Linked DNA regions of Mus musculus: region 2 is linked to region 1. A link is a loop called in an ENCODE intact Hi-C map of the cell type or tissue named here. Cell type or tissue: left cerebral cortex. All regions are shown on one strand. Each heading gives the region's core, and the rest is flanking DNA. Links, peaks and the distances in the headings are about the cores only.

Evidence for each region. Hi-C counts contacts between places; a loop is a spot of excess contacts. Peaks named below come from ENCODE experiments on the same cell type or tissue, not always from the same donor. Only the 100,000 strongest peaks of a DNase experiment are listed, where the experiment ranks them.
Region 2: it touches region 1 in a loop (2.7-fold over the local background); 5 of 42 quality-filtered maps call a loop at or near these places.

The regions. Positions count from the first base shown.
Region 1 is chr16:74,867,873-74,872,287 of GRCm38, forward strand. It overlaps a transcript of Robo2 not described here and the pseudogene Gm52278. Among named protein-coding and RNA genes, the nearest start is that of Gm52242, 250 kb to the left of the region's middle. In left cerebral cortex, for the core only: no CTCF peak of the experiment used is centred there; DNase peaks (open chromatin) are centred at 2,185 and 2,532.
Region 2 is chr16:75,323,389-75,327,803 of GRCm38, forward strand. It overlaps a transcript of Robo2 not described here. Among named protein-coding and RNA genes, the nearest start is that of Gm30116, 67 kb to the right of the region's middle. In left cerebral cortex, for the core only: a CTCF peak has its summit at 2,117 (motif pointing left); a DNase peak (open chromatin) is centred at 2,120.

The sequences.
Region 1 (4,415 bases), core at 186-4,185:
ACAACAGTTCCTGGATAGGAAAATTCTAGTTTCTAAAGCTAAAGCATGGTTGACCAAATGTCTAGAGACTCATACTGATTTAAGTAAATAATGATCAGAGATGCTCGCCTGCTATTGCTATATGAGAGGAACATGCCAACAGAGCTCTATTTCAAATTTCCTGAAAGGGCTATATTTTCCCAAGCTGTAAATTGGTTAGATTGAGTAGAGGGAAATGAAAATTGAATAAAATATACTGTCAAATGACTGAATAGAAAGGTATGAAAATACAAGTTGTTATAGCATGGCCTATTAATTTTTTTTATTTTTAAGTAAGATGAAATCTACTAAAGAGTAATAAAAATAATATTTTTAAAAAATATAAGAAGTTTCAAATTTAAATCATTAACTTGATGTGTTACTTTCTCTGCCACAACAGCTTAGCACACAAGTGTTTTCATATTCATATTCTACCATTAGGTGCTGCACAATACAATATAATAAGATATTATATCTCACAATGTTAGTATTTCTGTTTCTGTATTGATAGGCACTTAACGGTAATCAATTATTTATGATAACAATAGACATGAAGAGCAGTCTCCCTTCAGGTTGATTCTGCTAAGTCAAAATGGAAAGGACTTTGCTAATGTGCTTCTTAAAAGTTAATTGAGATTGAGGTAATCACAGATGAAAGGAAAATATTATTTGTAATATTAGCATGCCCTGTTTGAATGGCAGTAATCAATTGGAAAGTAGCTGTGAAGTGGAAACTTCTAGTTTCATTGAAAAGCCAGCTATGTTAAATGATGTTTTGCTGGGGCATACAGGTAAAAGGATGTGTTGCTGGAGCAGACACGGGAATGTGTGTTGTCCTGAAGCAGACACGGGTGATGAAAGGATATTATGCTAAAGCAAATACGTGAAAGAAATCATGATGGTGGAATATAAGTATGACCCCATAGACAGTGGAAGACAGATATTGAGCATTGGTTTGGTTTGCTCCACCTTGCTATTCTTAGACTCACTATTCTACACCTCACATGTATGTTGTGATCTCCACTAGTGGTGATGCCAGAAAGAAACTCACCCAAGAACTGCCCCTGAGTTTCCTGAGGCAGCTTGCCACTTTTGCAACCTCGCTTCAGGACAGTTGCCAAGTCTTGCATTTTTCTTCAGGGTTAAACTATAGCTGCTGGTCCCTGCCTGGGATCTATTTGTCTAGAGGACAGATTCTTATCCTCATTGGTAGAATATTCTTAGAAAATAATTTTGAGACAGATGAATAGACCTTGACTTATCTTTTCAGCAGTTATGCATGGATTTTTATAGCATTCATAATTAGACAATGCTTTAAGAGTGTTTCAGTTTGCCTTAGAGTCATCTTGGAGGTGTTCAATATGTAGTGTAAAAATATGATTTTATCAGACCCAATATTATTGGAAATAATGCAATATGTCCTCTATTGCACTGAGAAAATTACAGATTGTTGGAGAAGAATAAAATTATTAGTTCGATACTACAAATTTAACTTCTGTTATTTTATATAAAGTACAATATATTCAGAAGAGAAAAAGTAGTTTGTGCATATGCAAAAATAAGTTTTAAATAAGAGAGTTCATTGTCCTAAGGAATTAGTACACTATTACCACATTCAATATTTCAAAATTGGTATTTCCATATTTTAAGAAGCATTATGACATATCTTCTCAAAATACAGGCAAAATATAACTTCTAACCTCAACGATTCCAAAACCCTTGAAATAGTACCTCAGGATTTTCAGGCTTCTTAGAAGAAATTATTATTTTCATATTCTGAAATTATGATGGAAATCTTTCAAAAGTGTCAGAAGAAAAGATATATATGAAGGAAACTATTTCAAATCTTTCATTCCCAGTTCACATGCTCCTGTGAACTTGGCCAAATACATACAACTAATTTATTTAGCAAAAGGTGCAAACTATCATAACAAAGAACAAAGAGATGAAATGCTGTCTTTGTTTGGTTGATGTTTTCATTTATTTATTTATTTATTCCTGTTATACCTCAATCACTTCCCAGTCCCACTCTCCCACCACCTTCCCCCACCCCCTTTTCTTTTGCAAAGGGCGGTCTCCATATTCTGTTCCCATTCCCCCAACCACCTACCCCCTCAGTAACAACTTGCCTTGGCACATCAAGTCTCACTTGGGTTTATATTCTATACCGATCTTAAATTTCAGAGAAGGAAATAATCCTTCAGTTCCTGGCATCTTAATAGGAACTTTTATCACCTTCAGCAGAACCTAGTAAAAAATAGTCATTTACTCCTCAATCAGTAACATAACAAGTATTTGTAAGGTTAGTGGCTTATTGATCCCTTTCATAGCAAGCTAGTAGATAAATTAAAAGAGACTCCAGCAAAGATTATGGCTGAAAACCAAGAATAGGGATAAAAGGTAGAGCTAAGCCAGAAAAATCTTTAAAAATAAATCTCACGTAGGAGTAACAACTGATCTCATCAAAATAGCAAGTTAGAGAATACCAAGAAGGAGTAGGAGCAAGTCTGTGCACAGTTTTCAGTTGACCATGGGGTTGTGCTCTCAAGAAACATTGCACCATGGGAATATTGTAACTCAAAGAAGCATTTGAAACATTTACCTTGCAGAACAGAATAGCAAAGCCACACAATGGTTTTAGGGTACCTGTTTATACTCTATTCTTATGACTCTGTGTCTGATATCTGTGGCTTGCTTCCACTCCGTCTATACAGTGTACCGATCATAATTTTTGCAGAAGAATATAATATAATATAAAGAATAATATAAAGAATAATATAAATAATAACTATAATATAATATAAAGAATAACTTCTACACTTGATCTTAGCCAAAAGGCCAAGAAGTGATGAAGTATAACTTCCAATGCATGCATATTATTTACATAGCATCACAAAATCAGATAATCCTGTCTAAAATTTTAAAGCCAGGTAGTCTTAGTTCTCACCTGAAGTTCATTCACAGTTCAGAAGCAAAGTTGGAGATATGTTGTTCTTACAGTGAGAAGAAGAAAAAGACACAAGAGGGGTGGGGTGGAGATATGGCTCAACTGTTAGTAGCACTTGTTCTTTTAGCGGACATGTTTTGCTTCCCAGGACCTAAGTGATGGCTGATAACCATTTGCAACCCCAGTTTCAGGGTGCTCAATGCTTTCTTTTTACACACTGAAGCACCAAACCCAAGATGCAAAAAAAAAAATCATACATGTATGCAGGCAAAACATAAAATAAAATAAATATAAGCTTTATAAAAATGTAGCAATAACAAATTTAAAATGAAAAATGCTCAGATAAACATGTGGTAGAAAGAAATTAGGCTAACTAAGGTATAGCTTAAGAAAGATGATGGTATACTGTAAAGCCAAATATTATTACCTGATCTCCAGAAAGCATGGAGCAGTTTCAGACATAAAACTAAAGTCTGCGAAGATAAACTTGTAGTTTTGGGGGGGTTTCCTCTGTAGTTATAAAATGAAGAACAGAAAGGCAAAACTGTGGATGTAGTTGACAAAAGCTGCTCCTCACCCAGGAGATGCTGCTGTAAATACGCTCCCCCTTCATGTCTTAGGACAAGCGATAGAAGGGAATTTCCAGCAATGTAGTCCTTTCTCTTTTCAGATTTACGTGTTGATCACACACTGACTTAAAACATCTTCCTGCCTAAGACAGGAATTACACATAACAGAATGTCTTCCTTAGAATCAAAACCTTGGACAGGTGCTAGTAATGAAAGGTGACCAGAATTCAAAATAAGAGCTGTTGATATTGCCTCAAGTCCACAAGCCATAGAGCCCTTCTTTCAATATCAAATAAACTAATTTGTCAGAAATATAACCAAGGCTTGCCATCATTTTTTTCCTCTCTCGGTATTCCTTAGTCGCGTCTGTATTTTTTTGGGAAGGATTGGAGCTTCTTTGTCTTTTTCAGTTCCACCTTAGCCCATCTCACCTTCTCTTCCATGGTGATACCTGAACCTTAGGCACAATAGTGGTTTGTAGATGTATGCATTGAGCCTGGAATTCACAACTCTACATTTTTTCAATGACTGTTTTTCTCTAATGGTCTCTGTCTGTTCCAAAAAGACAGTTCCTTAATGGGAAGCAAGAACTATACTGGCCTAGATATCCAAGGCAAAATATTTCAAATGCAATTAGGAATTATGCTGGTTTAGTAACATGAAGTTTGTAAATTCTTCAAGATCCATGACTCACTAGCCCTGAGTAGTTGCATCTAATTCCAGTTATGAGTTCTCTTAAGAGTAGATCTTGAGTCCAGTTAGATAGCTGTTGGTTATCACTTTGTATGAGTGCCACTAAGGAGCCATTAGTTTTAAAGGTTCGCACCGAAGTATGAGAGTCACTGCTGAGCTCTTAGGGTTATTGTGCCATGTTGGCGTTT
Region 2 (4,415 bases), core at 87-4,086, 460 kb after region 1:
AGATCTGGGATTGAGTAAGGGGAAAAGAATTGAATAGTGGGTAAAATTGAACAAAACATATTGAATTAAATTCTCAAAGAATTAATTTTAAAAGTACATTAGAATTTTCTTGAAACAGGGGAAAAAATCTCCAGATTTTATTAAGTTACTTATTTTAATATTTCAAGAAAGATCGCCATCTTGAAAAAAAATCTTTGGCATTTAAACAGATTAATGAATGTATGCGACTCCAGTTATCTTAGTCCTCATTAGCATATTTCCTTCTTTGTACAAGTCAACAAATAACTTTAAATTTACTCATTACATTCATGGGGTTGATTAAAATGTTACTAACACTGTATTGGCAACAGAGTACAGAAAATGATGCTTGTTGGGTGGTTATTAAATGTAATATATCAACAAACGTTGCTCCACCTCCAACATAAACACAGCACTGCCCAGCAGAGGTCAGATATGGACAAAGAAATCACGGATAGTTTAAACATAGTCAATACTTCAATTTCACGATGAAATTAGCATATATGTCTGAGCTTACATAAAAGACTACAGCAATAGTTATAATTTACCAAGGCTGTTTGACAGTATAAGAGTTAAAGTTTGGAGCTGGAAAAAGACAACGCACGGCCTCTCTTTAACTGCAGTTTAAATCTTTTCATCTTCAAGCTGTCATAAAGCGAGAAATGCCCAGTCCCCTGTTCCTTTGGATGGCAGCGACTGTAAGTAATCCATGTGGCCATTTTCTAATGCCAGGCCTCATTCTTGGCCACTTCGTCTGAAGCACAATGTTCGAGTGTAATGAGAAATGCAATATTCTGGGCAGATAAGGTCAGCACCTGTTAAGCATAATATAATTTCTATGATAAAATTAATTTTATGGCTTGCATAAAAAATTTTATGTGGGTTAAATACTTTTAATTACTAGCTAAATTTTGTTCCTTGGAATTCATAAATGAAGCACTTCTACCCATCATAAAAATGACTAAGTAAAAAAAAAATATATATATACATATATATTGGCAGTTTCCTTATGGCTTCCACTTCTAAGTTATATCAAAATCCTTGCTAGAGACAACTGTGATCAATAAGGCCTTTTAGGATAATTTAAACAGAAATAGTGGTGTGTTTCATGACTGGAAGTGGTTGTAGTTTCACTCATACATTTGATATCTGGGGATAGTTATTTGAATTTAAATAATATGAGCTGTGGGGTAGATTTATATAACCTAAGTTAATTATCCAGGAAATAGATACAGAGAGCTCAGGAAAGTTGAATGACAGTAACAGAGAGTCATATCACAAGTAAAACATGGGAAAATATTCCAATGTAAGAAAATGATTCTTAAAGAAAAAAAAATAAAGTAATGCTGTTAGTCACATGAACAATCAACTGAGTTTTCTCTAAAGTTTTCAATGGGGTTTTTTTAAAAAAAAATATTTACAATCATTAAATTGCTCAGAATTTAAAACTGGACAAGTTCAAGTGTGTGCTCAATGAATCCACCACATAACCAAGAATATCTATGGTTGGTTATATAATTTCTTGCTTTTATTGTCTACTCTGTAAATAATAGGATGGGTGTATTACAATGTTAACTCTATGCCAAAATCTGAAAATAAATGCAGATATCTCAGCACTGACTATCATTTATACATCTGAAATACATATTTTCTCTCGAGTTTACTTATAGGACTATAGGGAGTCATGGAAAAGTGATGTGAACGTATTTTATATGCTCATTTCAATGGTGCCCTCTGGCCTCTGCACATGTGTTATCATGCCATGCCTATGTGTGACAACACACACAAAAATAAACAAAGAGAGACAGAAGAATGAGATTGCAATGCAGTATATACAATATGACATATTACCCCTTCTTGTTAAAAAAATAAAATAAAAACAGCTAAAATTTAATTCTCCAGTTAATCCATTCTTCCTGTCTTATATCTTTTGTACTAAAGACAGTAACCCTAGCAAGAAAATAGAAAATATTTTTAAGATACACAGTTTTATTATCTCTCAGGTAACACTAAACAGATTCTAACATGTATACAGGATGCTCAATGTTCCTCCACTCCATCTTGGTGCATACAAATCTATAGAAATGTCTGCCCTCTGCTGGTTCCTTGGTATAAGATCTTGTTCTTTGGGCCCTGGACATTCTCAGCCACAAATCAACTCATACTGCTTTATATTAGATGAGTACACAGGAAGAGAGAAAGCACTGAAAATTCTGCTTCATTGTGAGCAGGGGTTCATTCCATCATGTTAGAGGCAAGCTAAGGGAATGGGAAAAATATGGTGTTTCGCTTATGAATTCAGTGGGCTAGACATGTCCAAGTTCCTAAGCCCCCAGGTTGACACGAGTGTCTGAATCTCTTTCATTTTTCTCTATATCCATACTATTTAACAAGGTCCCTTCTTACAAACATTCAAATAATTGTAGAAGAGTCCATTATTATGTATTATTTTATTTGTACATAATTGACTGTCATTGTTTTTGCCAAATATAAAAGATGTTTTATATACATTATACCATCAGCCATAAATATTATTGATATTCATTGACAAAAGAGGAAACAGTGGTCTGGAGAGAGTGAGTGGGGTGTCAGCTATGTTCCAGCTCTGTCTGAGGTTCTCTGAACACAGTTTGAAGCTGTTATGCATGTCAGTAACCTTACGATTTCCACATATCTATATCCAAGAGAAACATATGTATATATATATATATGTATATATATATATATATATATATATATATATATATATATATATATATATAGTGTTATACTCTCAAGCAATGGTTTTCAACCTGTGGTCACAATCCTTTTGGGTATATATATATATATTTGAATTAAGTTATTCCTTTAAGAAAAATCTATGATATTATGGACTATGAGTTCTGAGAAATACATAAGCCACAGTATGAAATGAAATGTTCAGGTAGGTATTACTGGAGTTGATAAGACAAAAGATCTTTTAAGCAGGGACAAATAATTTGTATTTAATGCAGAAATGCATATATTTATATATATATAAATTACATTATGGTCTATTCCTTTAGCCTTTCTCTTCTAATAAATTAAAATGATGTAGGAGTTTAAAGGGAGCATTTATTAGATGAACTAGTGTATATGATCTTAGCTATATTTTACATTCAACCTAATATAAATAAAAATATAAAATTCAACTAAGAAGCAAAATATTCTATTCCTGGAAAAACTTACAATACAATTCACTTGGAAGCATTACTATTCAAAATAGGAAGGAAAAAACATGAAAATGTTTCTGCACAGTGTTTTTGAGTTCTGTTCATATATACTTACGGCAATGAAAGTTTGATATGCCTCAATGAAAAAATAAGAAAGAGTCTTTGCCAAACAAAGACTATTATCCAGAGCCTTAGAGATTAGATCTAAGAGCCAAGAAAAAACTTTCTTAGATTGCAGGGTTACAGAGCCAACCAATCTTCAAACCCATCGAAACCTCCCTAGAATGCTAAAACACAGTATGTGTGAACAAATCACAGAAGATTTCAGAAACATCAATTTTTTAATGTCCTAAACCACTGGCTTATAAAATATAAAAGGATGTGGTATAACATGGACTTGAGGATGTACACTAGAGACACAGTCATTGGCAGGTACTTTTTTTTTACGTTGAATTATGACCCATAATGTAGTTTTATTAATGCATAAAGAAATGAATGGATAAAGTCAACTGTGAGCAATATATTATCAACCCATATTAAATACTTACAAAGTTACATATATTTTCTTTTAAAGCATTCTTTTCATTCATGATAAATTATAATACTAATATATATTGTGTTATACTCTCAAGCAATGGTTCTCAGCCTGTGGTCGCAATCCTTTTGGGGTCAAACAACACTTTCACAGGAGTTGCCTAAGACAGTCAGAAAACAGATATTTACATTATAATTCATAATAGAAAATTATAGCTATGAGGTAGCAGCAAAAATAATTTTACAGTTGGGGCAAATCACAACATGAGAAAACTTATTTTAAAGGGTCATCGTATTAGGAATGTTGAAAAACACTGCACCACTGGATCGCTGTTGATCAATGGGAATATTATTTACATTTCAAATATTGTCCCCCTTTCCAGTCCTCCATCCCCTTCTCCTCTAAGGTGTTCCCCTACCCACATACCCACTTTTACCTCAGCCCTCAAGCATCAAGCCTCCACACAACCAAATGTATCCCCTTCCACTGAAGCCAGACAAGTGAGTACTCTGCAACATATGTAATGGGAGCCACAGACCAGCCCAATGGTCTTTGGTTGGTGGCTTAGTCCCTGGGAGCTCTGAGGGGTCCAGTTAGTTGATACTGTTGTTCTTCCTATGGGGTTGCGATCCCCATCAGCTCCTTTAGTCCTTCTCCTAACTCTTTGATAG